Regions from separate parts of the Homo sapiens genome. Here region 2 is linked to region 1. Evidence: chromatin loops called from intact Hi-C (ENCODE). Cell type or tissue: mammary epithelial cell. All regions are shown on one strand. Links, peaks and the distances in the headings refer to the core of each region. The heading gives the core; the rest is flanking DNA. Region 1 overlaps RNF38 (ring finger protein 38). Region 2 has its middle 50 kb from the start of RNF38.

Region 1 (15,464 bases), core at 4,243-12,242:
TAGCCATGGACTATTGACCTGCGTAATGGATAGATCAAGGTTCATTAATGTTACTTTTCTCCTTTTGTATGTGTTTAGATTTTTTCATAAGAAACATTTAAAAAATTATTTTAATAGGGCTGCAGTGGTACGCAATTGTAGCTCCAGATACTCAGAAGGCTGAGGCAAGAGTATTGCATGAGGTCAGGAGTTCGAGGCCACAGTGCACAATGATCATGCCTGTGAACAGCCGCTATACTCTAGCCTGGGCAACATAGCAGGACTCCATCTCTTAAAAAAAAAAAGTATTGGAATGCAAAATGTAAAGATAGATGAAAATATGTCGTCTTTTACCGCTGCAGGCCCTGTTAAACCTGGCAGAGCGACTGGGAGAGGCAAAGCCTCGTGGACTGACTAAAGCAGATATTGAACAACTTCCTTCTTATCGGTTCAATCCTAACAACCACCAGTCAGAACAGACTTTGTAAGTAAATTTTTCTGACATCACTGCTAAATTTCCTTTTCTACCTTTATGAAATAAAAGCTTAAGAGTCATTAAGGTAAAAGTTGGGAGAGGAAATAAAAAATTGAAAGAAAATGCTTAGGAGTCAGAGATAACTTTGATAAAGATAAGTTATCTTTATTTCATAGTCTAAACCAGTGCTTGTCCAGTAAGTCAATGTAGAGCTAATTAAATTAAAAATTAAATGTCTTAGTCGTACTAGCTAATAGCTGCTGTGTTGGGTGGTATGGATGTAGAACATTTCTGTCATCTTAGAAAGTTCTGTTAGGGCTGTTCTGGATTTTTATGTTGCTTAGCAATTTTGTTTCTAATTCACATTCTAGAATGTTTGTTTTCACACAAGATTGAAAATTCATGCACATAAAGTTTTGAGGTTCTTACCTAAAATTTCTGCTTAATATGGGATCTTTTAAAAATAGCTTTATTGATATATAATTTACATACCATAAAATTCCACTCATTTAAAATGTACAATTCAGGCCGGGCGCAGTGGCTCACACATGTAATCCCAGCACTCTGGGAGGCTGAGGCGAGTGGATCACCTATGGTCAGGAGCTTGAGACCAGCCTGGCCAACATGGCAAAACCCTGTCTCTACTAAAAATACAAAAATTAGCTGGACATGGTGGCAGGCACCTGTAATCCCAGCTACTCGAAAGGCTGAGGCAGGGAGAATTGCTTGAGCCCAGGAGGTGGAGGTTGCAGTGAGCCGAGATCACACCACTGCACTCCAGCCTGGGTGACAGAGCAAGACTCCATCTCAAAAATAATAATAATTTAAAAAGTACAATTCAGTGGTTTTTTGTATATTCATAGAGCTGTGTAACTATCACCACAATCAAATTTAGACCCATTGCATCACCCTAAAACAAAACCCCTCACCCACTGGCAACACTCGTCATATTTCTACCTCACCTTGGTGCCTCCTCCCCATCCCCAGTCTACACTGTGTCTATATAGATTACACATAAATGGGGTCATACAATATAGGGTCTTTTTGTGTCTAGCATCTTTCACTTAGCATAACTTTTTCTATATTGTAGCTTTTACTGGTAAGTCATTTCTTTTTATGGCCAAATAATATTCCATTGTATAGATCATATTTTTTTTTCGTCGATGGATGGACATTTGGGTTTCCACTTTGGGATTGAATAATGCCAAAGCTAAATAATGGCTTTGAATCACTCTATATTGTCTATTTTTTTTTATTATAGCCAGTCTAGTGATTGTGAAGTGGTATTTCCTGCAGATTTGATTTGCATTTCCCTGATGGCTAATGATCTTGAGTGTGTTTTCATGTGCTACTAGCCATTTGTGTACCTTCTTTCCAGAAATGTCTATTCTGATCCTTGCTTCATTTTCCATAAATTGGTTTGTCTTTGTATTATTGAGTTGTAGAGGTTTTATACATATTATAGATCTCACCAGATAAATTATCTTCAAAAATGTCTTCTCTCAGAACAGGGATCTCTGAGGAATAGAATAATAAAAAGTGTAAAAAAAATGTTTTGCCATTCTGTGGATTGTTGAGTTTTTCAGTGATGTCCTTTGAAGCACAAAATGTTTAAATTTTGATTTTGGTTTATTTCAGCCTACACTAAGCCCTCTGTATTCAACCAACCAAAGATTGAAAATATTCAGGAAAAAATAAAAATAGAAAATAACAATAGAGCAATACATAGTACAAATAAAGAACAATACAGTATAACAACTATTTACATAGCACTTACATTGTATTAAGTATTATAGTGATGATTTTAAAGCATATGGGAGGGTGTGCATAGGTCACAAATACTATACCATTGTATATAAAGGATTTGAACATCTGCAGATTTTAGTATCCATTGCAGGTCCTAGAAATCAATCCCCCTCAAATACTGAAGAACAACTGCATTTCTTTTTTTCTTGTTAATTCTTGTGCTTTTAATGTCATCTCCAAGAAACCATTGTCTAATCCAAGGTCATGAAAATTTACTGTGTTTTCTTCTAAGAGGTTAATAGATCAGCTCTTAACACTTAAGCTTTTGATCCATTTGAGTCAGTTTTTATATATGGTATGAGGTAGGGGTCCACCTTTATTCTTTTGTATGTGGACATCCAGTTCTAATACCATTTTTTTTTAAATAGTATAGAATCTTTGGTATTAAGATTGACTTGATGTTAACTAGAAATTTTCTTGCTAATCTGTCAGCAAAGCAAAACTCTTACTGCCTTAACATCACAATTTTTTCAGGGTATTGGTTGATAATTTTGTTTAAAAATTTAAGTGACGTTTTGATAACAGAATAAATTATCTTGTAGGTTTCAGTAGTCATAACAATAGAAAACCATCTGGTTTTGTGGTTAAATGATCTTTTTGCTTTTTTTAGGTGTGTAGTATGCATGTGTGATTTTGAGTCAAGGCAGCTACTTAGAGTCTTACCCTGTAACCACGAGTTCCATGCCAAGTGTGTTGACAAATGGCTTAAGGTAAAGTGATGACATCTTTAAAGGAAATGACATTGAATTTTCTATTTTATTGACCATGGATTAGAGTAAGTTCATAGCTCAGTGGACAGGAAGGAAGACAAAATGGAAACACAGCTTTCAGTATGATCTCTGCAAATGAGAAAAGGCCAGTAAAAATTAACTGCAGTCAACAACATAGGAGTGACTATACAAAATCCAAAATGGATGACCTCTTGACAATCAGTATGTCCTTTTTCATGGTATATAGGGACAAGGCCCGAACTTGCTAGGCCACAGTTTGAGAGTTTAGAAGGCTACCTAATTATAGCTCTATTTTCAGAGGTTAGCATGGAGAAAAATACATCTAGTGTTTTTATTTAATTCTGACCATTTTCTCCTTTGTATATATGAACAAAAGCACAAAGGACACAAATCCTAAGAGTGGCTATGCCAGAGTGAAATTATTGCAGGGGCTTCTTTATATATATATATATATATATATATATATATATATATATATATATATATATATATATATATATATATATATATTTTGAAACAGGGTCTCAGTGTGTCACCCAGTCTGGAGTGCAGCGGTACAGTCATGGCTCAATGTAGCCTTGACATCCCAGGCTCAAGCGAGACTGGGTGTCACTATGTTGCCCAGACTGGTCTGGAACTCTTGGGCCCAAGCAATCCTCCCACCTCAGCCTCCCAAAGTGTTGGGATTATATACTGCACCTGGCTATTTAATGTTTAAAAAAAAAAGTTTACAAAAGCTGCTTTTTTACTCTTCATAGTTTCATAGTCTCAAATTGTGATACAGTAAAATGTGATACAGTAAAAGAATTTTAATAGGCTGGGTGCAGTGGCTCCATGACTATATAAAAAAAATATAGTCAAATTTATGTTATTTTTTAAATTAAGTGTTCCGGTTTGGATAAAACTAGATAACCTTACTATTTGGTGAGGAAGATAAAGTCAGTTCTGAGGGAGCACAGTTCCAGAGATCTAGTTTAGCCCAAACTCAATCCTGAAGACAAAGAGTCTTAAATTATTTTAAAAGGAAAGCATTATATGTGTAAATCCCTGACACGTGCGGACAGAGAATCAGAAAACCACAAGTTCCGTGTGGCTGATAGTTGGAATGTGAGGAAGAGTGGGAAAAGAAAAGGTGTTCAGAGATAAAATCAATGAGCGGCTTGTTGTGAAGCCACTCTGAAGCGTAAAGGAGTTTAGTGTGATCCTGAAAGCATTTGGGAAGTATATAACAGACTGTTTTATAGAAGGATTTCTGGCCACTGTTCTAATAAAAGAGGTAATTTCTGAGAGACAGGGAGATAGAATAAAGACATGGTGGGCCAGAGAATGGATAGTAGCAACTAGATGAAAAGAGGGACTGATTTGAGAATTACTGTAATGCAGAAATAAGATTATGTGCTGAATAATGGGGTTGTAGGAAGTAGGAGAGCAGGTGATGCTTATGTGTCTGGCATTAGCAACTCCACAAATTATGGTCCCATTTGTTGAAATGGAGAAAGCAAATTTAGGAGCCAGGGAACAGGTGAGTAAGTAGAGCTATCAGTATAGAGTCAGTCACCTATTTTACAATCAAGCTTTCCTCGGTACCACTAAATGTTTTCTGTGACTTCATTCCATTAAGAATAGCCAAGGGGCCAGGAATGGTGACTCAGGCATGTAATCCCAACATTTTGGGAGGCAAAGGCAGGAGGATCATTTGAGGCCTGGAGTTTGAGACCAGCCTGGGCAACTTAGTGAAACCCGTCTTTTAAATTGGTTGGGTGTGGTGGCACACACCTGTTAATCCTAGGTTTTCAGGAAGCTGAAGCAGGAGGATCACTTAGGCCCAGGAGTTCAAGTCTGTAGTGAGCTGTAGTCATGCCACTGTGCTCCTGTGGGCAACAGGGTTTAACCCTGTCTCAAAAAACGGGGGAAAAAAAGACTAACCAAGCTTTTACTTTAATGTCAGTTGTTAACTTGGTCCAAACTGGTCAATGGTAATCTTGTTTATATATTTTAACAGACCTACTAAAAATCATTCATGGCGGCCAGGCGCAGTGGCTCACGCCTGTAATCCCAGCACCTTGGGAGGCCATGGTGGGTGGATCACCCGAGGTCAGGAGTTTGAGACCAGCCTGACCAACATGGTGAAACCCCGTCTCTACTAAAATACAAAAATTAGCCAGGCATGGTGGTGGGCACCTGTAATCTCAGCTGCTCGGGAGGCTGAGACGGGAGAATCGCTTGAACCCAGGAGGCAGTGGTTGCAGTGAGTTGAGATCGTGCCATTGCACTCCAGCCTGGGCAACAAGAGCGAAACTCCATCTCAAAAAAAAAATTCCTGGGCTAATTCGGAGGTTTATGGGTTAAAAAAAGGCAAAAATTGCTTTGTACCTCTTCAGAGGAAGAAAGAATGTAAAAACTGTGGGAAGTAAAAGTAGTTCCATTGCTTTGAATGTGTTTCATTGTATGTGTCACAATTTAAACAAGTTTTCCTTTTTGTTTTGTAGGCAAATCGTACTTGCCCAATTTGCCGAGCTGATGCTTCAGAAGTGCATCGGGATTCAGAATGACCAACCTAAGAAGCACAAATTTAGTTTGGGTGTTCCTCATCACATGTATATACGGACTATCCATTGAACTTAATCTGTGTGGCTTCCAGCCCTCCCTTTACCAAAAGGGTCAATGGACCTTTCTTTGCACTGTGTGACTTAATCAACTATAAAAGCTTACAATTAGTCTTCACAGTTATGGGATTGTTATACTAACCGTGTGATTGGAACTCCAAAGACTTTTTCTTTAGCTTAATTTTGTGTGTGCACTAACATTCCCTGGTTTTTGTGTGATCATTCCGAGTGTTGCTGCAAGATTACAGTGGACGTGATCTTTTAGCATGTGCTTTTATAAAAAGTGGTAGCTACAGATGATATAGCAATCTACCTTATATAGAGCCTTCAGAAACTGTGAGTGGAAATGAATGCGCAGCGTATGACTGTTGGTGATAAGTGTATCTGTGTGAGTGTGTGCAACTACTTGTGTGAGGGCATGGTAGCTAACGTGTGTATGAGATCCTATATACCAGCATGTACCAAGAATGTGTGTGTAGTTTTAATTATGCTGCAATGTATAATCTGGTGTGTTATTTAAACAGCACTAGTACTGTACACTGGTTTTTTTCCCTTGTGTTTGCTGTTGCACACTGATTGCTGAGGGTGCATCAATTACAAGCATTGAATACTCCATCCCCTTCCCTCCCAGTGAATGGAATGAGAAAAGCCTTCTTCCTTTGCTTCAGGCAGCTGTCACCTTCTCTTTATTGGTGGTCCTAAGTGGGTCACTTAAGAAAAAAAAGTGTAACAAATTCTCGCTCCATGAACCTGGTTTTTTTTTATTCTGTTGTGGAAATTTTTAAATCTCCAACTTGCTGTTTCCAAAAAGAAGGTGCAATATCATATATCATCAGTTAGCAATATTAGCATTTCAATCAGTGATTTGAATGTTGATACTTTTTTTTCCTTTACATTTCCAGTAAGTTTCTTACAGAAAGTACCTGTGATTTTTTTTAATGTTTAGATTTGTAGTCTAGTCTATTCTGAAGATATTTGATTAATATATTTCTAAGAAGACCACTAGTCCCATGAAGTCTCACCTTGTTGACTTCCACCAGAACAAAACCTGTTAATTCAGCTTGACTTCTCATATGTGTTCTGTGTTCAAGCTCCTGTGGGCAACTCAATTGTTTTAAGAAAACTCTATTTCTGTTCATATTAATTCACTTGCCAGACTCCAATTCTGAAAGTTGTCTAGTTCTTCCTTCATCACACGTGCTTCTCATCGAAACCCTGGTTTCAGGATGGATCAAGTGCTGTTACAGCTCATGTTCCTTAGACCTGATTTGTTTTGATATTTTACTGCCTTTCCTTTTAATTTTTGTTTGAATGAGAAAAGTTTAATACAACAGGTGTCCAGAATACTTGCAGTATAAATGAAGATTTGGTTTTTGTATAAAAAAATAATGCTGTTAAACAGGAGTTGACCTTCATTTAGTTGATGTAATACATAGCTGTATGGGGTTTTTTTTAGTAAGTTCTTTGAGCATAATTCACTTTAAAGTCATTTTTCCAGCAATGTTTAAATTACTTTCTCATTCTTTTAGTGTATTCAACATTGTCTGCCTCTTCCTGCAGTTGATGTAATTGCTTTGTTTGCAATAGCACAAGCTGCATTATTCCAGTCAGGACTGTGATAACTTGCTGCCAGCCCCACTCAACTTTCAGTTGGCTCTGTGTCAGTTTTCCATTCAGTGTTAACTACTTGTTACTGCCATGCTGCTTGCCCTCCCTTGAAGTGTCTATAAGCTCATCACAGCCTAGAGTTAAGTAAAGTCAATTCACAGAAGCACAATTTTGCCCTTTGCGAGACATTGTTGCCTCTATCTAGTCCTACAAGTAGGGTTTTGCATACTGTGTTTGCCCCTAGGGTTGTCAGTGCATCAGAAATACTTCTAAATAGTGGTAAAAATGCACATGGTTAATGCACATGTTACTTTTAAATCATTAGGATATCCCTCACCTGTTCCTGATGAATAAAAAGTGTGTTAAAGACCAAAATTCTTGGCATAATAATCAGCTACATACAAATCACATATAGTTTAATCTTTTTTAATGAAAAAAAATCATGTTTAAAATGGCAAAAGCCCATCTTATACACTTTTATATAGCTGCAAAAAATTTATATCTGTACAGATCTAACACTACGACACTCAGTATTCATTTTATTGAAGCATGCAAGTAAAGCACTTTTTCTAATTTATATAGAGGTATCTAATTAACACAGCACATTGTACTAATGACTAGGAGTAGCAGCTTTTTCTTCTCTCCCTCTATGAATTCTTATAATGTCCCTTTTTCTGTAAGTTTTTGAGAGGCAATTGGCAATTTAGGAGGCAGCAGGGTCTGTTTTGGTCAAATCTTGAATTTCGTTGTTGCACTCTAGTGACTGATCTTTGGGAATGTCTTGTCTTTGCATGGGGCTCATAGAGATGTGTGCAGACTTGCTTATTGTGGTTAGTGTGTATCAGGAACACACACACAGGTGTTCTGACCAGCTCAGGCTTGCCACAGTGAGCAACTCTGTGGCTAGCAAAAGAGAAGTTTATTTGTGCCCAGCCATTGGTCACCTTGGGTGATGCACCAGATAGCAGGCAGATGTTGGTTCATTGGCCTTCGTCCTCTTTCCTCCTAAAATAATATTGGCTTTACCATCTTAACTCAGCTGTGGGTTTTTTGTGGGTTCTTGTTTGTTTTTTGGCATGAATTGTCATCTTTGGTGTTTTTTTAACCCCCAGCCCCTCAAAAAAATAAGGCCTCCAGGTATCAAGATCTCATATTAGGATTTTCTGTCCTTAATTTTTTGAGCAAAATCTGGAAAATGTGAAAGCATATTTAGATTTTATATACTATCTGAAATGTGATTTGTTAAGATTCTTAAATTTGGGCCTCTTAGAATAATTTTGAATGAGATCTACCGACTCACTTGTGAGAATATTTTTCACAGATTATCTTTGGGCCTTTTCATTAGAAAGCTGTTTGTTTGTCCCCCTGTTGGTACATTTGGTTACCTCATTTTGCCGTTTCAGATTGTGAAAGCTCACAGGGGTGTTTTTTGGAATCATTTGCTGAGTCATTTTCTCAAATCATATTCCATTGTATCAGTTAACATATAGTTTTAAATGTATGTATTATAAATATCTGTAACCAAATCATTTGAAGGCTTGATAAATTTTTAACAAAGTTTGTACATTTTTTATGAAAGTTACTAGTAATGCTTTACTAAGTAGTGCAATGAATTTTTATTTTTAATCCCTGTGCCCAATTTTGGAGTTGAGAGGGTTGTTGGTAATAAATGTATGATGTACACTTAAAACATCTGTTGTGTTTCATGTCACTGTGTTAGGGATGGGGAAGGGTTGTATATGCATGGGGATGGAGAGATAGATAGCAGCAGGAAGATAGAGCTGGGTTGAATTACTGGCTGCCAGATTCTGTATTTCTGCATTTGTGTAAACAACTTAGAAATGCAAAAGTAACTAGCGTTGTAACATATGGTACATATTTATATATTTTATATATATATATATATATATATTTTTTTTTTTTTTTTTTTTTGAGACAGAATCTCACTCTGTCACCCATGCTGGGGTGCTCAATCTCAGCTCACTGTAACCTCTGCAGCCCTGGTTCAAGCGATTCTCCTGCCTCAGTCTCCCAAGTAGCTGGGATCCCGCCACTGTGCCTGGCTAATTTTTGTATTTTTAGTAGAGACAGGGTTTCACCATTTTGGCCAGGCTGGTCTTGAACTCCTGACCTCGTGATCCACCCACCTCAGCCTCCCAAAGTGCTGGGATTATAGGCGTGAGCCACCGCGCCCGGCCATATTTATATTTTTATAAAGGCCAAGAACATAGCAGAAAGAGTATAGCCAAACATGGTATATGCATATTGAACAGTAGAGATACATAAGTAGAGCCTGGCAACATAGTGAGACCCCCATCTCTACAAAAATGTTTTAAAAATTAGCTGGGCCTGGTGGCGCACACCTATAGTCCTAGCTACTTAGAAGTCTGAGGTTGGAGGATCACTTGAGCCCAGGAATTTGAGGTTACAGTGAGCTATATTTGTGCCACTGCACTCCAGCCTGGGCAATAGCAAGAAGACCCTGTCTCTTCAGGAAAAATAAAAAATAAAAGGCTGGGTGTGGTGGCTCACACCTGTAGTCCTGGCACTTTGGGAGGCTGAGTTGGGCGGATCATGAGGTCAGGAGTTCAAGACCAGCCTGGCCAACCTGGTGAAACCCTGTCTCACTAAAAATACAAAAATTAGCCAGGCATGGTGGCACATGTCTGTAATCCCAGCTACTTGGGAGGCTGAGGCGGGAGAATCACTTGAACCAGGGAGGCGTAGGTTGCGGTGAGCCAAGATCGTGCCACTGCACTCCAGCCTGGGTGACAGCAAGACTCCATCTTGGGAAGGCGGTAAAAAAAAAAAAAAGATAACGTAGGTAACTAGAATTCAACTAGAGTTCTTTCTACAAGACTGCAATAGACAACTATTTAGATTTGTCCACATTAGCTACAGTTTATATACAACTTACTGTCAACATAATATGGAAGGAGGAGCCTCTGCTTGTCATTTTCCATATATGTTTGTATAATAGTTTTCCTTTGACTAAAAAAGGAAGGAAATATAAACAATCTACATAGGCTTTGTTAATTAAGATTTTACCCTCTTGACTGGCTCCAGTACTCCTCTGACAGAAGTGACCACATCCTGATTTTATTCCCTCCTTTTTCCAACATACGTAGAAGAGTACTTGTGTTTAACTTTGAATGTTTCAAGAAACCCAAAACTTAACACCATGTCTTATGACAGAGGCATTTACTGCTAAGTACCCATGCACTATCCCAAGTCACCCTACTTACATAAGTCATGGAGGGGCATGGTTCTGGCCAAGGGCCTGTAAGCATAGGCTATGTGGCCTTTCCATGCAGAAGCATATATAAAAGCCAGCTCTCTTCGTCTGCTTGGGTAGTGGCGGCCTGAGTCACTCCCTAGAAAAGAGTTGTGTTTTTTGTTTTGTTTTGTTTTTTTCCCCTGCTCTGTCCCCCAGGCTGGAGTGCAGTGACGTGATCTCGGCTCACGGCAACCTCTGTCTCCTGGGTTCAAGTGATTCTCCTGCTTCAGCCTCCCGAGTAGCTGGGATTCAAAGTATGTGCCACAACACCCATCTAATTTTTGTATTTTTAGTAAAGACGGGGTTTTGCCATGTTGGCCAGGCTGGTCTCAAACTCCTGACCTCAGGTGATTCACCCGCCTCAGCCTCCCAAAGTGCTGGGGTTACAGGCATGAGCCACTGCGCCTGGCCGGGAGGATGAGATTCTTATGAATGGGATCACATCACACAGCCAATGTTTCAGCTCTCTTGTACACTTTAATGAACTGGATGAACAAGGCCGTTCAATAAAGTGTAATTAGCCACATGATTTTAAATTTTGTGAGCCACATTAAAAACAGTTGAAATTATTTTTAATATTCAGTCCAATATGCCAAAATATTTCTACTGTAATATTAAGATACTTTATATTTTCTCATACCAAGTCTTTGAAATCCAGTGTGTATGTTACATTGATGATGCATCTCAGTTTGGACCAGCCACATTTCAAATGCTCAGTAGCCACACGTGCATAGTGGCCAAGTTAGATGGCACAGGTCTAGACCAGAACTATGCAGAGTTAACCTGGTTTCTAAAGAGTTGAACGTTACTCGTGAGATCCCAAGATGACTTTCTATTATTGTATGCCTTAACAAACTACAGTATGATTTTAAAACATTTTATTCTATATATAGTTGAATGTAACTTTTGTTGCTACAATACATTAGAAAATACTCATTTTTAAAGCAGTCTTAATTTCTCTGAAGCTGCCATAGATTCAAGAACAAAGCTCCTTGTTTGTCAGTAAATCTTCAGATATATTTGCTTGAATTCACAGCTATTTAAAATAATTGGGCCAGGCACAGTGGCTCCCGTCTGTAATCCCAGTACTTTGGAGGCCAAGGTGGGTGGATCACTTGAGGCCAGGAGTTCAAGACCAGCCTAGCCAACATGGTGAAACCCCATCTCTACTAAACATACAAAAAAAAAAAAAAAGGGCTGGGCATGGTGGCTCACGCCTGTAATCCCAACACTTTGGGAGGCCAAGGCAGGCGGATCATGCGGTCAAGAGATCGAGACCATCCTGGCAAACATGGTGAAACCCTGTCTCTACTAAAAATATAAAAATTTGCTGGGTGTGGTGGCGCATGTCTGTAGTCCCAGCTACTTGGGAGGCTGAGGCAGGAGAATCATTTGAACCCAGGAGGTAGAGGTTGCAGTGAGCTGAGATCGCACCACTGCACTCCAGCCTGGTGACCCAGCGAGACTCCATCTCAAAAAAAAGAAAAAGCCGGGCGAGGTAGCAGATGCCTACTGTAATCCCAGCTACTCGGGAGGCTGAGGCAGGAGAATCACTTGAACCCAGGAGGCAGAGGTTGCAGTGAGCCAAGATCATGTCACTGCACTCCAGTCTGGGCAACAGAGTGAGACTCCGTCTCAAAAAAAAAAATAATTTGATCCTCATAAAATTCAGCATTCCAAAGAATTGGGGGTAGGAAACTTGAGCCCCACTTTGAGATGGGGTGGATTCCTCTTGAGATACTCTACAGCACACATACTCTTGACCTTTTCATGTATCTCTGTCTCCTAATTTGGCAGGAAATATAGGAAAAGGAACAAGGGAAAAACATAGTGACAGCCAGGAATATTGAATGTCACCTTATAATCTGAAAATATGTGGTAGAATTAGTTTGGATGTTTTCCCACTATATAGAAGAAGTGACTTGTTCAGGAAGAAGAAATCCACATCCCCTTCAAATGTCTAGTTCTTGGTCTACACATGGGAACAATACATGGTGACTGGTTAATAACCAATGGTCCACACCTAGGAGTCTGCCAGGACCCACTAGTCTGGCTAAATAAGGTGGTTATTGTATATCTTCTGGTGAAGAGTTCTCCAGTTGGGTGTGGTGGCTCACACCTGTAATCTCAGCACTTTGAGAGGCTGAGTCTGGCTGATGGCTTGAGCTCAGGAGTTTGAGACCAGGCTGGTCAACATGGCGAAACCTCATCTCTACAAAAAATACCAAAAAAAAAAAAAAAGCCGGACGTGATGGTGCACATCTGTAGTCCAGGCTACTAGGGAGGCTGAGGCAGGAGAATTGCCTGAGCCCAGGAGGTGGAGGCTGCAGTGAGCTCTGATCATGCCACTGCACTCCAGCCTGGATGACAGAGTGAGGCCCTGTCTTTAAAAAAAAAAAAATTCTCCAAATGTGTGCTGAGGCAGATTTCTGATAGTTCAAACTTAACCCTAGTATGATAGACATTTCTGTAGTCAGTGTAAGCAGTATGGTATCCAGACATCCTAATTGGCTCTTTTTCTCCTTTTCTGCTTTTGGACATCAGTACTAAACTTAAGCTGAATCAGAGGAAAATAACAACTCATCTACCAAAATAAGGCCGGTCCCCTTGCCAATAAAAAATGTGTCACTATCCATGGTGATTCACACTCAGAATGCCCCAGCCTTGATGCCATTAAAGAGGAAAATAGGTCACATTTACTCTAATTCCAGAAGATCTACAGGAAACTGGGACCATCTCTCTGATCCAAGCTACTAAATTTTAGTTAGGGAAACAAATCAGGAAAAAGAGCTCACGTTCAGTTATTCTTGTTCAACACACACAAAGAGAGGTCCAGGTCCTTGCTAAGGAATATTCACAACCTAACTCAGCTCCGCGAGCTTTTATTGAGCACCAGCTTATGCCAGGCAGCTTTGAAATCAGGTCTTTAGTGTATTCATTTCTTAGTGCTGCCATAACAAGTTACCACAAATGTGATGGCTTAAAGCAAAGTTATTCTCTCATAGTTGAGGCCACAAGTTAAAAGTCAAGATGTTGGCAGAGTTGGTTTTCTGTGATGGCTCTGGGGGAGAATTCATTCCATGCCTTTCCTAGTTTCTGATGGCTGCTAGCAACCCTTGGCTTATCTTGGCTTGTAGACATAACTCCAATCTCTGCTTCTGTCTTCACATGGCCACCTCCCACGTGTGTATCTTCTTCAGCTGGGTGGAAGTTCCCATGCCTCTACATAGATGTCAGCAATAAGATCGGCTGTAGGGATACTTGAAAGAAAAGCCCAATTCAGGCCGGGTACGGTGGCTCATCCCTGAAATCCCAGCATTTTGGGAGGCCGAGGCAAGCAGATCACCTGAGGTTGGGAGTTTGAGACCAGCCTGACCAACATGGAGAAATCCCATCTCTACTAAAAATACAAAATTAGTCAGGCATCGTGGCACATGCCTGTAATCCCAGCTACTCGGGAGGCTGAGGTAGGAGAATCACTTGAGCCCGGGAGGTGGAGGTTGTGATGACCAAGATTGTGCCATTGCACTCCAGCCTGGGCAACAAGAGCGAAAACCCCTCTCAAAAAATAGCCAGATTTGTTTCAACTCAATAAATCATTTGGATCTGTTCCAACAAATGAACTTGAGACTTCAGAATGTCTCATCATAAAGGATGGCCAAAATAATTTGGCCTAGAAAATGTTAACAAAGCTCACTCATTCCTGCAGTCAAAGATAAACCTCAGTCATGCTCTCACAGATTGATTTAGAGTAGCACTGCTTCCTGGTAGGTCCATGAAGATAAATTCACTATGAAATGTATCATCAGATAGATGAGCTTAAAGGGAATAGGAAGCCTACAACCTGTGTCCCACATGGAGAATCAAAATCTAGTGAACCTTGAAGACATGCTAAGTGAAAGCAGCCAGACACAAAAGGCCACTTATTGTATGATTCTGTTTATTTTTATTTTATTATTTTTTGAGACAGAGTCTCGCTCTGTCGCCCAGGCTGGAGTGCAGTGGCGCGATCTCTGCTCACTGCAAGCTCCGCCTCCCGGGTTCACGCCACTCTCCTGCCTCAGCCTCCCTAGTAGCTGGGATTACAGGCGTCGCCACCACACCCAGCTAATTTTTTGTATTTTTAGTAGAGACAGGGTTTCACCGTGTTAGCCAGGATGGTCTCGATCTCCTGACCTTGTGATCTGCTAGCCTCGGCCTCCCAAAGTGCTGGGATTACAGGCGTGAGCCACCGTGCCTGGCCTGTATGATTCTGTTTATATGAAATGTTAAGAATTGGCAACTCTACAGAGAAAGTATTAATAGATCAGTGGTAGACTAGAGCTGAGGGGATGGTGGAGTTGAGGGTGATAATGAAAGGCTATAAAGTTTATTTGGGGGGTAATGAAAATGTTCTAAAATTGATTATGGTGATGGATGACAACTCCAAGTATACTGGAAGCCACTGAATTGTACACAGTAAGTGGATCAATTGTATGGTGCAATTATCTATAATTGAACTGTGTCTTAATAAAGCTGCTTTTAAAAAGTACGATGACATATACCCACCAGAAAATATCTATAATTAGAAAGATTAACAATACCATATGTTGGTGAGGATGTGAAGCAAACTGAAATTCTCATCTGCTGTTGATGGTAATATAAATTGGAACAACCAATTTAGACAACTGGTTGGCATTGTCTACTAAAGTTCATGCGCTATAACCCAGTCATTCTTCTTCTAGGTATATTCCTAATAAAATGCATGCATATGGGCACCAAAAGGCATGTACAATAATGTTCATAGCAGGCTATAAAAGCCCAACCCTGGAAACAATCCAAATGTTTATCGACCATAGGACTGATGATAAATTATGGTTGAGCTTTACAATGGTTTTTATACAGCAAAGAGAAAACCAACTACACCAAGCAACATGGGTAAATGTTGCTAATGTATTGAATAAGATCCAAAAGAACACACTCTTGTGTCTTATTCAATATAC
Region 2 (15,464 bases), core at 3,994-11,993, 110 kb before region 1:
GTGCTGATTGGTGTGCTTACAATCCTTTAAACACAGAGCGCTGATTGGTGCATTTACAATCCTTTAGCTAGACAGAAAAGTTCTCCAAGTCCCCACCCGACCCAGAAGTCCAGCTGGCTTCACCTCTCATTACTACTATATTGAGGCTCTGCATTCCAAAAGCGTTGGTGTATGTGAGGAGAGGCAACCTTTGTTGTGTGTTCTGCAACCATCAATGGACTGCCTTACCTCCACAGCTTGAAAGCTTTGTTTACTTAAAGCAGGATTCTGAACCTTTTTGGCATGATGGTTCTCTTTTGAGGATCTGATAAAAGCTAGGGCTCTTCTCAACCTAACACATGCACAAATGCACATACATTCTGAATTTTGTGTACAGTTTTAGGGAGTTTGTAGACCTCCTGAAGTCCCCTGATAATTTTTTTTTTTTTGGAGACGGAGTCTCCCTCTGTCACCCAGGCTGGAGTGCAGTGACGTGATCTCAGCTCACAGGTGCCCACCACCATGCCTGGTTAATTTTTGTTTATTTAGTAGAGACGGGGTTTCACCATGTTAGCCAGGCTGGTCTTGAGCTCCCGACCTCAAGTGATCCACCTGCCTCAGTCTCCAAAAGTGCTGGGATTACAGACGTGAGCCACCATGCCCAGTCCCCTGATAAACTTAAGCCTGTGGATCTCAGTTTGAGAACCTATGCCTTAAAGATTATCTTCAACCGTAAAGTTTGTACATAAGGGCTTTAAAGTTATTTCCAACAAAGGCTTTTTAACTATTTAAGTAAATATTAATGTCTGTGCCCATCGCAGACTTTCAGAATCTAATGGTGTAAGCAGAACTCAGTTGGAGGGATAGATGCATGTTTTTCTGTTATAGCTCAGTGGAAAAGAGTTACAATTAATAGATTAATTGCCAATTAAATGGTTTAAATTCAGTTAGAGGAAGTCTGTTTAAAGCATGCCTTACTCCAAAGTGTTACCTGTATGCAGTATGGGTTTCTGAAGATAGTTGTTTCTTATGTTTGGTTTAAATGTGATTGATTCCTATTAATTCAGTGCCTTCGTGTTTGGTAAGAAAGCAGGTACCTGTGATAAAGCTAGTTCTACTTTAATATAAATTCATCTAGCAGAAATCAGATTTTAAGGTTTTGTTTTATTTCTGGAAGGACCAGCATCCATGAATTTAAAGAATTAGGGCAAAATTTAGCTCCTTAATTAGTTTATACTTTATTGCATGATAATCTTGTAGGATGTGGGTGTTGATGAAGTAGTGCAAAAAGCAGCTGGACTAGAAACCAGCAGTTCTTTTCTGCTACAAAAAAACCCAGTGACCTTGGATGAGTCACTTAATCTTCTGGGCTTTTTGCTTATCTATAAAGCAGGGAGGTTGAACTCCTACACTTGTATTATTAAAGTTCTCATATCTTATAATTCTAAAACATATCTACCATTAAGTAAGTTAGCACAGTGATCAACATGGCCCAATCTGTTGGTCTTCATGCTTGGCACAATGCAGAATATAACAGTTCTGGATTCAGGGAGATAACGGGTATTTGTGCTAGCTAGCCTGGAATGGAAAAACAATGAGTATTCATTAGATTTAGTGTCCAGTAGGTTGAGAGGTGAATTGCAGGAAGAGGCCCAGAGAAACCCTCAGCCCAGCAGGAGAGACAGCCTTCACTGGCAAGGCAGAGTCTAGGATAGATCCTTGAAGAGAAAAACCAAGACCCTGAGATACATGAAAGCAGATGTCTAGTTTTCCAGATTCTATAGCATCAAAAAGTTTGATAATTGATGTTAGCGATGTTTATGTGTCATGAAAAGTTTAAAATTACTTTGCATTTTAGTGACTTATAACACACAGAAATGCATATTATATTTTGGAATAATTTCTGTTAAATATGGTTGAAATAAAAATTGTTTGAGACCAGCTACTGTGGCTCACGCCTGTAATCCCAGCATTTTGGGAGGCCGAGGTGGGCAGATCACCTGAGGCCAGAAGTTCGAGACCAGCCTGGCCAACATGGTGAAACCCGTTTCTACTAAAAATACAAAATTAGCCAGATGTGGTGGTGTACACCTGTAATCTCAGCTACTAGGAAGGCTGAGGAAGGAGAATTGCTGAGGCAGGAGGTGGAGGTTGCAGTGAGCTGAGATCACGCCACTGCCTGGATGGCAGACGAGACTCTGTCTCAAAAAAAAAATTATTTATTGGATTGTTATCAAGAAAATTCATCCAGGTGGAACTTCTTACTCCCTCTGATGCTAGAAAGAAATGGGAAGGCTACCTTTTCTGTGATTTGGTTAAATGGCAGTTTGTGAAAGAAAAAATGAATTAAGTTAAATTAGTGCACTTTTTTTTTTTTTTTTTGAGGTGGAGTCTTGCTCTGTCACCCAGGGTGAAGTGCAGTGGTGTGGTCTCGGCTCACTGCAACCTCCGCCCCCCAGATTCAAGCGATTCTCCTGCTTCAGCCTCCTGAGTAGCTGGGATTATAGACGTGCTGTAATTTTTGTACTTTTAGTAGAGACGGGGTTTCACCATCTTGGCCAGGCTGGTCTTGTCTCGGCTCACTGCAACCTCTGCCCCCCAGATTCAAGCGATTCTCCTGCCTCAGCCTCCCAACTAGCTGAGATTATAGATGTGCTGTAATTTTTGTACTTTTAGTAGAGACGGGGTTTCACCATCTTGGCCAGGCTGGTCTTGAACTCCTGACCTCATGATCCACCCGCCTCGGCCTCCCAAAGTGCTGGGATTATAGGCGTGAGCCACCGCGTCCAGCTAAATGAGTGCACTTTTAAACTATTTGCTCCTTAGCTTCCTTCTGGAGATAATTGAGAGTTGACTCCTTTTAGTGTTGTGCTTACTATTAAAGAAACAAAACTTTCTCAACTGAGATAAAGTACAATATTTCATTTACAAGGCTGGACACAGTGGCTAATGCCTGTAATCCCAGCACTTTGGGAGGCCGAGGCAGGTGGATCACTGGAGGCCTGGAGTTTGAGACCAGCCTAGCCAACACAGTGAAATGCCCGTCTCTACTAAAAACAGGAAAAATTAGCTGGACATGGTGGTCCGTGCCTGTGATCCCAGCTACTCAGGAGGCTGAGGCATGAGAATCACTTGAGCCTGGGAGGCGGGGGTTGCAGTGAGCCAAGATCGCACCACCGCACTCTGCACATGGCGACAGAATGAGACTGTGTCTCAGAAAAAAAAAAAAGAGATTGCATTTGCAGTTTATGTTCTTAAGAATTTGTTTCTTTATACGCATGGGAGTTGAATACTGATGAGTTTGATTTTTCACATTTGTAGCAAATGAAGTTTAGTTGGATACAACACAGTTTTTGTTAACTAGCATAAATATATAACCTTGAAAATCTGTTTACAGGATTTAAAATTAGGTCGGGTGCAGTGGCTCACGCCTTTAACCCCAGCACTTTGAGAGACCGAGGCGGGTGGATCATTTAAGGTCAGGAGTTCAAGACCAGCCTGGCCAACATGGTGAAACCCTGTCTGTACTAAAAATATAGAAAATTAGCCAGTCCTGGTAGTGAACACCTGTAATCCCAGCTACTAAGCAGGCTGAAGCAGGAGAATCACTTGAACCTGGGAGGCGGAGGTTGCAGTGAGCCGAGATTGTGCCACTGCACTGCAGCCGGGGCGACAGAGTAAGACTCCGTCTCAAAAAAAAAAAAAAAAAAAAGTAAATTAATGTATAATTGATATTTTTATTAGGCATAATTTTTTTCTCAGGTTTTCAGAAACACCTAACATAATATTTGTGCAATGTTGAGATGTGAAATAATGTAATAGGTATGATATTTTGTTTTCTAGGGTATAAAAATGTATGATAGAGGCTGGGCGTGGTGGTTCATGCCTGTAACCCCAGCACTTTGGGAGGCCGAGGTGGGCGGATTACTTGAGGTCAGTAGTTCTAGACCAGCCTGGCCAACATTGGCAAAACCACGTCTCTACTAAAAATACAAAACAAAATTAGCCAGGCATGGTGGCGGATGCCTGTAATCCCAGTTACAACAGAGGCTGAGGCAGGAGAATCATTTGAACCTGGCAGGTGGAGGTTGCAGTGAGCCGAGATTGCGCCACTGCACTTCAGCCTGGGTGACAGAGTGAGACTCTGTCTCAAAAAAAAAAAAAGTATGAAAGAATTTTATGTATTTGTGGTATTGTAGGTACATTTTAATATTTGTTATGGAAAAATCTTAAACATAGCTTTAGAGAGACTAGTATAACAAACCCATGCGTACCCATTACTAAGGTTCAATAATTATTAGAGTGGCAATTTTATGCATCTCCACTTCTACCTTCTCCCCTCATCCCTACTTTGTGTTATTTTGAATGATTCTAAACAACATATCATTTATCTATAAATATTTCAGTATGAATCTCTAATCGTGTACATGACTACTATGTCATTATCACACTTAAAAACTAATTATTCTCTGGCTGTGTGCAATGACTCACATCAGTTATTTTGTGTATAACTGAGGCGGGAGGATTGCTTGAAAGTAGGAGTTCGAGACCAGCCTGTGCAACATGGCAAGACCTCATCTTTACAAAAAATTTTTTAAAACTTAGCTCAGTGGCGGGCGCAGTGGCTCATGCCTATAATCCCAGCACTTTGGGAGGCCAAGGCAGTGGATCACTTGGGGTCAAGAGTTCAAGACCAGCTTGGCCAACATGGTGAAACCCCGTCTCTACTAAAAATATAGAAAATTAGCCAGTCGTGGCAGCGTGCGCCTGTAATCCCAGCTACTTGGGAGGCTGAGGCAGGAGAATTGCTTGAACCCAGGAGGTGGAGGTTGCATTGATCTGAGATCGCACCATTGCACTCCAGCCTGGGTAACAGAGTGAGACTCCGTCTCAAAAAAAAAAAAAAAAAAATTACCTGAACATGGTGGCATGCACCTGTGGTCCCAGCTACTGGAGAAGCTGAGGCAGCAAGATTGCTTGAGTTCTGGGACTTTGAGGCTGCAGTGAGCTGTGTTTGTGCCAGTGCACTCCAGCCAGGGCAACAGAGCAAGACTCTGTCTCAAAATAATAATAATAATAATATTTCCACTTCACACTTGTTAAGATGGCTATAATAATAGAAGACAGACAACAACACGTTGTCAAGGATGTGGAGAAATTGGAACATTCAGACTGGTGGTGGGAATGTAAAATGGTGCAGCCACTTTAGAAAACAGTTTGGCCGTTCCTCAAAAAGTTTAATATAGAATTACTGTGTGACCCAGCAGTTCCACTCCTAGATACCCAACGTAATTGAAAACGTAAGTCTACACAGAAGCTGTATACAAATGTTCACAGGATTGATCATTATTCATTATAGCTGAAAAACAGAAACAATTCAAATGCCCTTCCGCTGATGAATAAACAAAAATTAGTATGCCCATACAATGGCATATTATTCATAAAAATAAACAAGGTTTTGGCCGGGTGCAGTGGCTCATGCCTGTAATCTCATCACTTCAGAAGGCCAGGGCAGGCGGATCACTTGAGGCCAGGACTTTGAGACCAGCCTGGCCAACATGGCAAAACCCCATCTCTACCAAAAATACAAAAATTAGCTGGGCATGGTGGCGCACACCTATAGTCCCAGCTACTTGGGAGGCTGAGGCAGGAGAGTCGCTTGAACCAGGAGGTGGAGGTTGCAGCGAGCTGAGATTGTGCCACTGCACTGCAGCCTGGGCAACAGAGTGAGACTCCATCTCAAGAAAAAAAAAAAAAAGCAAGATTTTGCTAACATGCCACAACATGGATGAACATTCAAAACATGCTAAGTGAAAGAAACCAGACACAAAAGAGCACATGTAGTATGCGTCTATTTATGTAAAAATGTCTAGAATAGGCAAATTCATTGGGAAAGTAAATTAATGATTATCTAGGGCTGGAGGAGGGGAGAATGGGGGAGAGCTGACTGCTAATGGATACAGGGTTTCTTTTTGGGATGATGAAAATGTTCTAGAATTAGTGGTGACTGATGAACAACCCAGTGAATATACTAAAACCACTTTAAGAACATTTTAAAGTTTTTTTAAAGACATCAGCTCAGTCTGTTACCTAGGCTGGAGTGCAGTGGTGTGATCACGGCTCAATGCACTCTTCAACTCCTTGGGTGCTCAAGTGGTTCTCCCACTTCAGCCTCCTGAGTAGCTAGAACTGTAGGCACACGGCATCGTGTGTGTCTATTTTTTTTAAAAAAATTTTTAGTAGAGATGGGATCTCACTATGTGGCCCAGGCTATTCTTGAACTCCTGAGCTCAAGTGATCCATCCTCCCTGGCCTCCCAAAGTATTGGGATTACAGGGGTGAGCCACCGCGCCTGGCCTTAAAAAGTTTTTTTTTTAAAAAAGTTTGCTCGAATTAGGATCCACATCAACTAATACTTTGTAAGTGATTCACAGTGCTTCTCAAATCTTTACTATATATTGCCTTTCCCTTTTATCATTAAAAAAATACTGCAAGCCGGGTGCAGTGGCTAATGCCTGTAATCCCAGCACTTTGGGAGGCCGAGGTGGGCGGATCACCTGAGGTCAGGAGTTGAAGACCAGCCTGACTAACATGGAGAAACCCAGTCTCTACTAAAAATACAAAATTAGCTGGGCATGGTGGCACATGCCTGTAATCCCAGCTATTAGGGAGGCTGAGGCAGGAGAATCGCTTGAACCTGGGAGGCGGAGGTTGCTGTGAACCGAGATTGCACCATTGCACTCCAGCCTGAGCAACAAAAGCGAAACTCCGTCTCAAAAAAAAAAAAAAAAAAAAAAAAAACTACTACAATTTTTTTTTCTTCTTTAAGATGGAGTTTCACTCTTGTTGCACAGGCAGGAGTGCAGTGGTGCCATCTCGGCTCACTGCGACCTCCAGCCTCCCGGCTTCAAGCGATTCTCCTGTCTCAGCCTCCTGAGTAGCTGGGATTATAGATGCGTGCCACCACACCTGGCTAATCTTTTCTATTTTTAGTAGAGATGGGATTTCACCATGTTGGCCAGGCTGGTCTCAAACTCCTGACCTCAAGTGATCCTCCTGCCTCGGCCTCCCAAAGTGCTGGGATTACAGACATGAGCCACTGCGCCCGGCCAAAATACTGCAGTTTATTTGTTGAAGAAAGCCGCTTGTTTGTTCCATAACTTTTTAGTTTGAACTTTGCTGATTGCATTCCCAAGGTGCGTATTAACACAGTCCTCTGTGTTTTCTCTTTGCACTGCATTGGTTGCTAGAATTAGAGGTTCAGTCGTATTTAAGTATACTTTATTTGGAATTGGGGAATGCAAGACTACATCATAAGGGAGTTCTGTTCTGTCATTAGGAGACTCATATTGTCTGGTTATCTCACTTTTGTGATGATTGATTTTTGCCTCAACCTGTGGGGCTTGGCTGGAGTGCAATGGCACGATCTCGGCTTACCGCAACCTCCACCTCCTGGGTTCAAGTGATTCTCCTGCCTCAGCCTCCCAAGTAGCTGGGATTACAGGCATGAACCACCACGCCAGGCCATTTTTGTATTTTTAGTAGAGACGGGGTTTTAACATGTTGGCCAGGCTGTTCTCAAACTCCTGACCTCAGGTGATTCGCCCACCTCAGCCTCCCAAAGTGCTAGGATTACAGGCATGAGCCACTGCGCCTGGCTCTAGGTTAATTTTGAGAATTGAATAGGTATAGTGATGATTAAGTTAGGAAATACTCACCAAGTTCTATATTTTGAGCTTTTATTTGGTTTTAAAATTGTTCCCTGAAATTCTTTGTTTGCAGTTTGCATGAGTTTAGTTATTATAGATTTTAGAGGGAAATTAAAACATGTAGAAATTTATAGTTATGTACCTAGGTGGTTTTGGTGAGTGAAATTTTAACTTTTCTAATTCTTGGGAGAAAGTACTAGTGGTTCCCTGCCTTTCCTCCCAATTTAGGGCAGCCATGTTGCTCTCTTGCCACCTGGTGGCAGCATATTACAGTTTAAAAGTTATTAAGCCTTTTGAGAATATAATTATATAAAAAAAAAGTCAAGTGGGAGTGGGAAGTTACTGCTTACTGGGTACAGGGTTTTTGTTGGGGGCAACAAAAAAGTTTTGGAAATAGAGTGATGATGGTTGCACAACTAAGCTTTATAATTGGGTTTCGAAGAGTTAGGTTCATGCCACTGAATTTATGCTTAAAAATGGTTAAAATGGTGAAGTTTATGTATATTCTACCACAATAAAAAATACAAAAGAAAGGGATAGCCTTATGATAGTATATGATCGCATATAAATACATGAGGGAATTCAATAGTGCAGTTCCTGTGAACAGAGCGAATATGTTTGTCAATACTATGTATTTTATGGGGAGAAAGACCTAGACCAGCCTTTAAATCAGTGAGCTTCCAAAATTATATCAAATAGCAGAACTATGAAAAATAAAACATGATATTGGAACTCCTGAGTGAGAAGTCCACAAAGCTTCTTCCATCCAGTTGAGCAACTTCCCCTGCTTCTGCTTAATTGTAGGACCTGCAAATGTTTTTGTGTTTGTTGTTTACGAGATAAGGTCTAGGCTGGGAGCGGTGGCTCATGCCTGTAATCCCAGCACTTTGGGAGGCCGAGGTGGGCGGATCACAAGATTCGGAGATCGAGACCATCCTGGCTAACACGGTGAAACCCCGTCTCTATTAAAAATACAAAAAATTAGCCGGGCGTGTTGGCACGCGCCTGTAGTCCTATCTACTTGGGAGGCTGAGGCAGGAGAATTGCCTGAACCCAGGAGTCGGAGGTTGCAGTGAACCGAGATCGCGCCACTGCACTCCAGCCTGGGCGACAGAGTGATGCTCCATCTCAAAAAAAAAGGAAAAAAAAGAGAGAGATAGGGTCTCACTCTGTCACCCAGGCTGGAGTGCACTGGCACAATCACTGCTCATTTCAACCTCAGACTCCTGGGCTCAAGTGATCCTCCTGCCTCAGCCTCCCAAATATCTAGGATTATAGGTGTGTGCTACCATACCTGGCTGTTTATTTTATTTTTTGTAGAAATGAGGTCCTGCTGTGTTACTCAGGCTGGTCTCAAACACTTTGCCTTGATATCCTCCTGCCTAAGCCTCCCAAATGTTTTAAACCATGGCAAGTCTCTGAGTAGTTCTTGTGTAAATGGTGATACAGAAAAAATAATTCTACCAAAAAGCCATTATTAATAAGAGTTACAAGTATTTGTAGAGGAGATCTAGGTATCAGTTGTATGTTTTAACTGGTTTATAGTTTGGGTCTATTTCTTTCTTTCTTTCTTTCTTTTTTAATTTTTTTGAGACGGAGTCTCGCTTTGTCGCCCAGGCTGGAGTGCAGTGGCACAATCTTGGCTCACTGCAACCTCCACCTCGCTGGTTCAAGCAATTCCCTTGCCTCAGCCTCCCGAGTAGCTGGGATTGCAGGCGCCCAGCTAATTTTTTTGTATTTTTAATAGAGACAGGGTTTCACCATGTTGGCCAGACTGGTCTCAAACTCCTGACCTCAGGCAGTCCGCCCGCCTCTGTCTCCCAAAGTGCTGAGATTACAGGCTGAGCCACCGCGCCCGGCCCATTTGGGTCTGTTTCAACCTGAGATAATATATTTAGAACTTATCTGGGGGTGGGGCAGGCAATTTCTGAAGAACTTTGAATTTCAGAGCTGGAAGGCACTTTACATTATCTAGTTCTGCCTCTTCATTTTAAAGGTGTAAATACTGAGTTGCGGAGAGATTGACTTGAATAATATCACACAACTAGTCAGTTATTGATAGGGCTGGACTATTTGTACTATACCACCACTACTTTATAGCACAGATTTACCAAAAAGAAAACAGCTCTCTGCATGTGTCTAAGGACAGGACTAGTATTTGTTGTTTGTTGTTTCCCTTGTTTTCTTTTTCCTGATGATAATTGTGAGGTTCGTTTTTCAATATCAATCTCTGGTAACCAGAAGATTAAGTCAGCTAGAACATACAGCTCTGAGAAGTCTGGTTAAGAAGATTCTGCTATATTTGATCATTTATGTTTACATTTGTGCTTGCCTAATACTTAGATATAGTTTATCACAATGAATACAAACATAGTGGCTGCAGGGATATGGTTGGTTTGGGGTGGTAGATTGCTGGCCCAGGCCTTAAGAAGACCAGTTCTGTCCTCACTCTGCCCTCACCCTGTCATTAAGTTTCTGTGTGCCTTTGGGTAAGTCACCTCCCCTTTTGTGCTTGGTGTAAAATTGTAGATGTGATGAGCTTTAAAGGCTCTTTTCAGCACTGCAGAGCTGCATGTAGGCTTCAATATTACAGTGATGAATTGCCCTCTGTTATACTTCTAGTTCAGAAGAACTTAGGGGGTAGAAGCCGCTGCTCTTGGTTGCCTATGAGAGTAGTTAATGCACACAGTGAAAACAAAACCCAATTATGAAGTTCAGTTGAATGCATTTTCATTTAGTCCTATTAATACAGTTAGTAATTCTTCCCAGTGTTAAAATCTCAAGCTTCCTCTTGGTCTGGACCCTAAGGTCATTGAGTTTGAGAGAAAGCAAATGGTAGTTGGCCATTCTTCCTATGTTTACATTTCTGTAGGTACTCAGTTGTTATTTTGAATACTGTACCAAGTATCCTAAGACAGCTGAAGAGTTCAGATTATATTAAAATGCATATTTTCATTAGGCTTCTTCGGTGGCTTATTCCTTTCCTTAGTACCTGTTTTAGCAGGTTGGTTGTTACTGACCACTTACTAGTATTATATATTATCAGATGCCTACACATTTAGGGCTTGAGGTGTGCAGCTATTTACTGCTGATTTGGAATCCTTTAGAGATAGCAGAATTTTAGTTAGAAATTCGTCTCCTGAATTTACGGTAAATGAATTCGTATCATGGCTTTCCATTCAGGACTGTTTAATACCTACTGTGTGCCCAGCACTGTCCTAGGCTTTTAATCAATTCATGTAAGTCATGGCTTCTGCTCTCAAGCAACTTTTGGTCTAGAAGGAGAAGCAAAACAGTGTGATGTATTGTGATAGGTGTATGCAGAGGTCTGTGTAAATACAGGAGGAGTCATCTAAAATTGGGCTATTAGGTCACAGTGATGAGACTCCTTACTCAAAATTTTTGGCCACACTTAATCACAAGCACTTAATCAGATTTAAATTTTTTTTTTTTTTTTTGGAGACAGTCTTGCCCTGTTGCCCAGGCTGGAGTGCAGTGACACGATCTCAACTCACTGCAACCTCCATCTCCTGTGTTCAAGCAATTCTCCTGCCTCAGCCTCCCAAGTAGCTAGGAATACAGGCATCCGCCACCACACCCAGCTATGTTTTTTTTTTTTGTATTTTTGGTAGAGACGGTTTCACCACATTGGCCAGATTGGTCTCGAACTCCTGACCTCAAGTGATCCGCCCACCTCAGCCTCCCAAAGTGCTGGGATTACAAGCATGAGCCACCATGCCTGACTTTTTTTTTTTTTTTTTTTTTTTTTTTTTCTTGAGGCGGAGTCTCACTCTGTCGCCCAGGCTGAAGTGCAGTGGTGCAATCTCGGCTCACTGCAACCTCTGCCTCCTGGGTTCAAGTGATTCTTCTGCCTCAGCGTCCCGTGTAGCTGGGATTACAGGCGGGGGCCATCATGCCTGGCTAACTTTCTGTGTTTTTAGTAGAGACGGGGTTTCACCATGTTGCCCAGGCTGGTCTCAAACTCCTGACCTCAAGTGATCCTTCTGCCTCAGCTTCCCAAAGTGTTGGGATTACAGGCGTGAGCCACTGCGCCTGGGCCGATGTGTATTTCAACTTAATAAAGTGTTTTCAGATTTAATTTGTACTTTAATAAAAGAAAGAAAGAAACAGTTGTTTCCAAACCATTCCCTTGTCCCAAATTTTCTTGTGCAGGAAACACAGGGGAGAAAAAAGCATTTCATGTAAACTGTTGTACTGAATTTCTGTTGTCCTCAACTCTTACAGATTGTTGGGAGAAGCCTTGCTGTTTATATGAGTGCTTCATATTAACTGGTTTCCTTCAAACTCCAGGAACAGAAACTAACCCTTTTTGTGATACAAATCAGTGTAACATTCCCAGAGTTTGTACTTGAGGGGCCAGAATTCTTAGCAGAGGCTGCTGGCATAGTTAACGCTTGGGCAGGGCTAAGTCACTGGGAAACTGCCTGACATGATCAGAGGTTCAGGTGTGCTCATGGACCACACAGAACAGCCTGAGAGTTTGTAGCACATCACAAAGCTTGGTGGACTTCCCTGTGTAAGAGCCAAAACTTTGTTTAAGAGGCGGGAAAGATGGAAGACAAGGACTGGATTCAAGCAGAATGCACGTGGGAGAATAAAACAACTCAGGGACTAAGTGCTACACTGTGTGGCAACGGCTCTGAAGTTCCACATCAGGGGGAATCGTTTGAGCCTGATAGTTGAAAGGGAGAAGAATCTGAATACATTTTTCCCTAGGCTGTCATTTCAGGTGACATGTTAAAGCTGTGGTGTTTTGTGACACCTTACGGTGTCTTGTGACACTCCTTGATATCAGCTGGCAATCTGAAGTAGTAGATTGAAAAACTGGAGTAAGGAGTTGTCGGCTGGCTTTTCAGAGAGCTGCATGCCTCCTTACTTTAGAGGAGTCTTTTACCAGCTAGTTCTCTCTACCCTTCACCATCCTCCAGTGGTTCTGGCTTGTGGTTTGATTCCCCTGTCTTAGCATGGACTGTTTCACTCTCTCTCATCCCAACTCCAATTTATTCATAAGCATCTCTATACCCGTATGGGTTCCATTGCTTTCATACATATGGTGACCAGTTATCCAAACTCAAATTGTGTAGAAGGTCTGATGAAGGAATTTAGTTGTAAAATTATTAATATGAAAAAGAATGCAACAAATAAGTAATTATGCAGTTAAATAACCATTATTGAAAAGAAAAACATGAAATCATATGTCTCAAAATTGGGGGCACCTGGCCACAAAATCTACTTTGTATGACTCTTGTCTTTATCCTTACCATGTTCAACTTCTCTGCTACGTTCAAATTTTCCCAGAAAGCATTTCATGATCAACTTCATTCTACCTGGATTTTTTTCTGTTCTTTGGTTCCAGTACTTGCTATTTATTGCTGATAGGTTGTCTGTAAGTGCGTACCTTCTCTGTCATTCTAGAATGGAAGCATCATGTCACAACAGACTGTCCCATCGCAAAAGACGGTGAAGTGTCACCCTTGTGGATGCTGAACCCCAGTGGGGCTCCAGGTGTTCTGGGTCCCCTAGCATAGTCCAGGAGATTTGAACCTTTGTAGTTTATGCAGGATTTGTTTGGGTCTGAGGGATAGTGGATTAACCAGAAATCTCTGGCGATCACTGATAGGTCTCAAAAAAAAAAAAAAAAAAGAGAATGGCTCTTAAAGCTGCAGTATGAAACTATTTTAAATTTTCAGGTTACTAAAGAGCACTAATGGCATTTTATTTGAGGGGTGTGGTATTCCCTTATTTATTCAAATCTTTTTTTGAGACAGGGTTTTCACTCCTATCTCCCAGGTTGGAGTGCAGTGGTGCGATCTCAGCTCACTGCAACCTCTGCCTGCTGGATTCAAGTGATTTTCCCACCTCAGCCTCCCAAGTAGCTGGGACTATAGGTGTGCACCACCACTTCTGGCTAATTTTTGTATTTTTGGTAGAGATGGGATTTCAGTATGTTGGTCAGGCTGGTCTCAAACTCCTGACCTCAAATGATCTGCCTGTTTCAACCTCCCAAAGTGCTGGGATTACAGGCATGTGCCATCATGCCTGGCCTTTTTCTTGATTTTTAATTGAACTTCCTGTTAATCACTCTTATTTTTCTTCAGCTTTTAAGTTCCAGGGTACAAGTGCAGGAAATGCAGGTTTGTTACATAGGTAAACGTGTGACATGGTGGTTTGCAGCACAGATTAACCTATCACCTTGGTATTAAGCCCAGCATCCATTAGCTATTCTTCCTGATGCTCTCCCTTCCCCCCAACCTGCAACCCTCATTTTTTTTTCTTGAAACCCTTTGCCTTTGGTTTCAGTGAACTGTTCTATCCTGATCTTTCACCGTCCTTTTTTAAAATTACTTCTTTTCAGGTGCTTTTGTGGCTTTTTCTTTGTCCATGTCCTAAATCAAGAATGGCTAGCTGACTGTCAAATCTTGTTTGCAGATGTTTTATTGGCCCTCAGAGTGTTTTGAAAACATTATTGTAGTTGCTAACAATAAAAATATTTAAAATCTGAATGTGTGGCTTTTTTGGGGAAAAGATGACCTGGCTTCACTTCGGTGTCCATTTTCCTGTGGCAGTGATCATTAGAGCTGCTCTTCTGGGAGGGGAACATGCTGGCTCCAGCCTGCTTGGTTCTGTCGAGTGACTTCACTCATTCATTAGCCAAAAGTTGACTGTAGTTAATTTTGTCTCTGTACATTTCAATTTGCAACACCTATCTTCTGTGTATATTCACCATGTTCTTATCCGTAACCTCCTGTTTTCTCTCCACTCGCTCTCCCTGAGCACCTCTGTTCCCATTAGTCATGGAAACCAGATGGATGAGTCTGTTTACCATCCTATTTTTTTTCAGTTCAGTGGTTATGCCTGCCTTTCAGCGTTTAAGTTCATTTCTTTTTTGCATTTTAATTACATTCTTTTTGTTGCTTTCTGGTCTATATGGTTTGATGGCTTGAAATAATTTTCCAGCATTGAATGTTAGTTAAGTCTTTATCTATTTGTAGTGATTCCTAATTGTCATTTTGTCATTTGAGTCTTCTGTGTCCCAACAACTGAGTGGTTGTTGTATTGTGCATATAAATAATATAAAGATAGAATTGCTTTGTTTTTCCTTTTTAATGTAAATATATAGCATTGATATTTTTCTCACTCTTGCAACTTTCAGCCATTGCTTTAATATCTTCGTGTGAAAATCGGTCTTTGAGGTTTATGCTATTTTTCCCTATAACCCCTTTTTGCTGTCTTCTATTAAAGCTCTAGGCACAGACATTTCTCTCATCCTGCACCCCTCAATTCATCAGAGATTTTATTATCTGGCTCACAGTGTTGCTGTCCCCACTCCAGGTCTTGCCATCACTATGCCTGCGGACAATCCATTTAATATTTCACTCTCTAGGAGCTTAATCTATGTGGAGATAACAAACATATTAAAAACAGTATGATACTTAAAAATAACGTTTTAAGGCATCCATAGAAGTGGCATAAGCCTGTGTTTGAAACAAAGCCGTAATTGGGGGATGGACACCTCTTTTCTTCTAGGTTCACATTTCCATGTGGAGGGACATCACTGTGTAATTCCCTTGGCTTCTCTTTGCGCCCAGAGGAGGACTTACTAATCTCATTGAAGAATTTGGGTGAGCAACTAGGCAGGGCTTAGGAGCCAGCCACTTGTAGCCTATTCTTGGAAGCTGCAAATTTTCCAGAAACAGATCTCTATGTGGGTAGGCCTATAGTTTTCCAACTGCTACTGTTATTGGGTGAGCGAAT

Evidence for each region. A loop is a pair of places that touch in the nucleus more often than their neighbours do. Peaks named below come from ENCODE experiments on the same cell type or tissue, not always from the same donor. Only the 100,000 strongest peaks of a DNase experiment are listed, where the experiment ranks them.
Region 2: it touches region 1 in a loop (6-fold over the local background); 2 of 110 quality-filtered maps call a loop at or near these places.

Annotation. Positions count from the first base shown.
Region 1 is chr9:36,329,831-36,345,294 of GRCh38, reverse strand. RNF38 (ring finger protein 38) reads left to right here. Exons shown (of 12, transcript NM_022781.5): 10 at 342-463; 11 at 2,871-2,970; 12 at 5,481-8,895. The coding sequence ends at 5,543. Among named protein-coding and RNA genes, the nearest start is that of RNF38, 63 kb to the left of the region's middle. In mammary epithelial cell, for the core only: no CTCF peak of the experiment used is centred there; a DNase peak (open chromatin) is centred at 8,084; H3K27ac peaks cover 1,521 bases.
Region 2 is chr9:36,442,808-36,458,271 of GRCh38, reverse strand. It overlaps a transcript of RNF38 not described here. Among named protein-coding and RNA genes, the nearest start is that of RNF38, 50 kb to the right of the region's middle. In mammary epithelial cell, for the core only: a CTCF peak has its summit at 7,935; no DNase peak of the experiment used is centred there.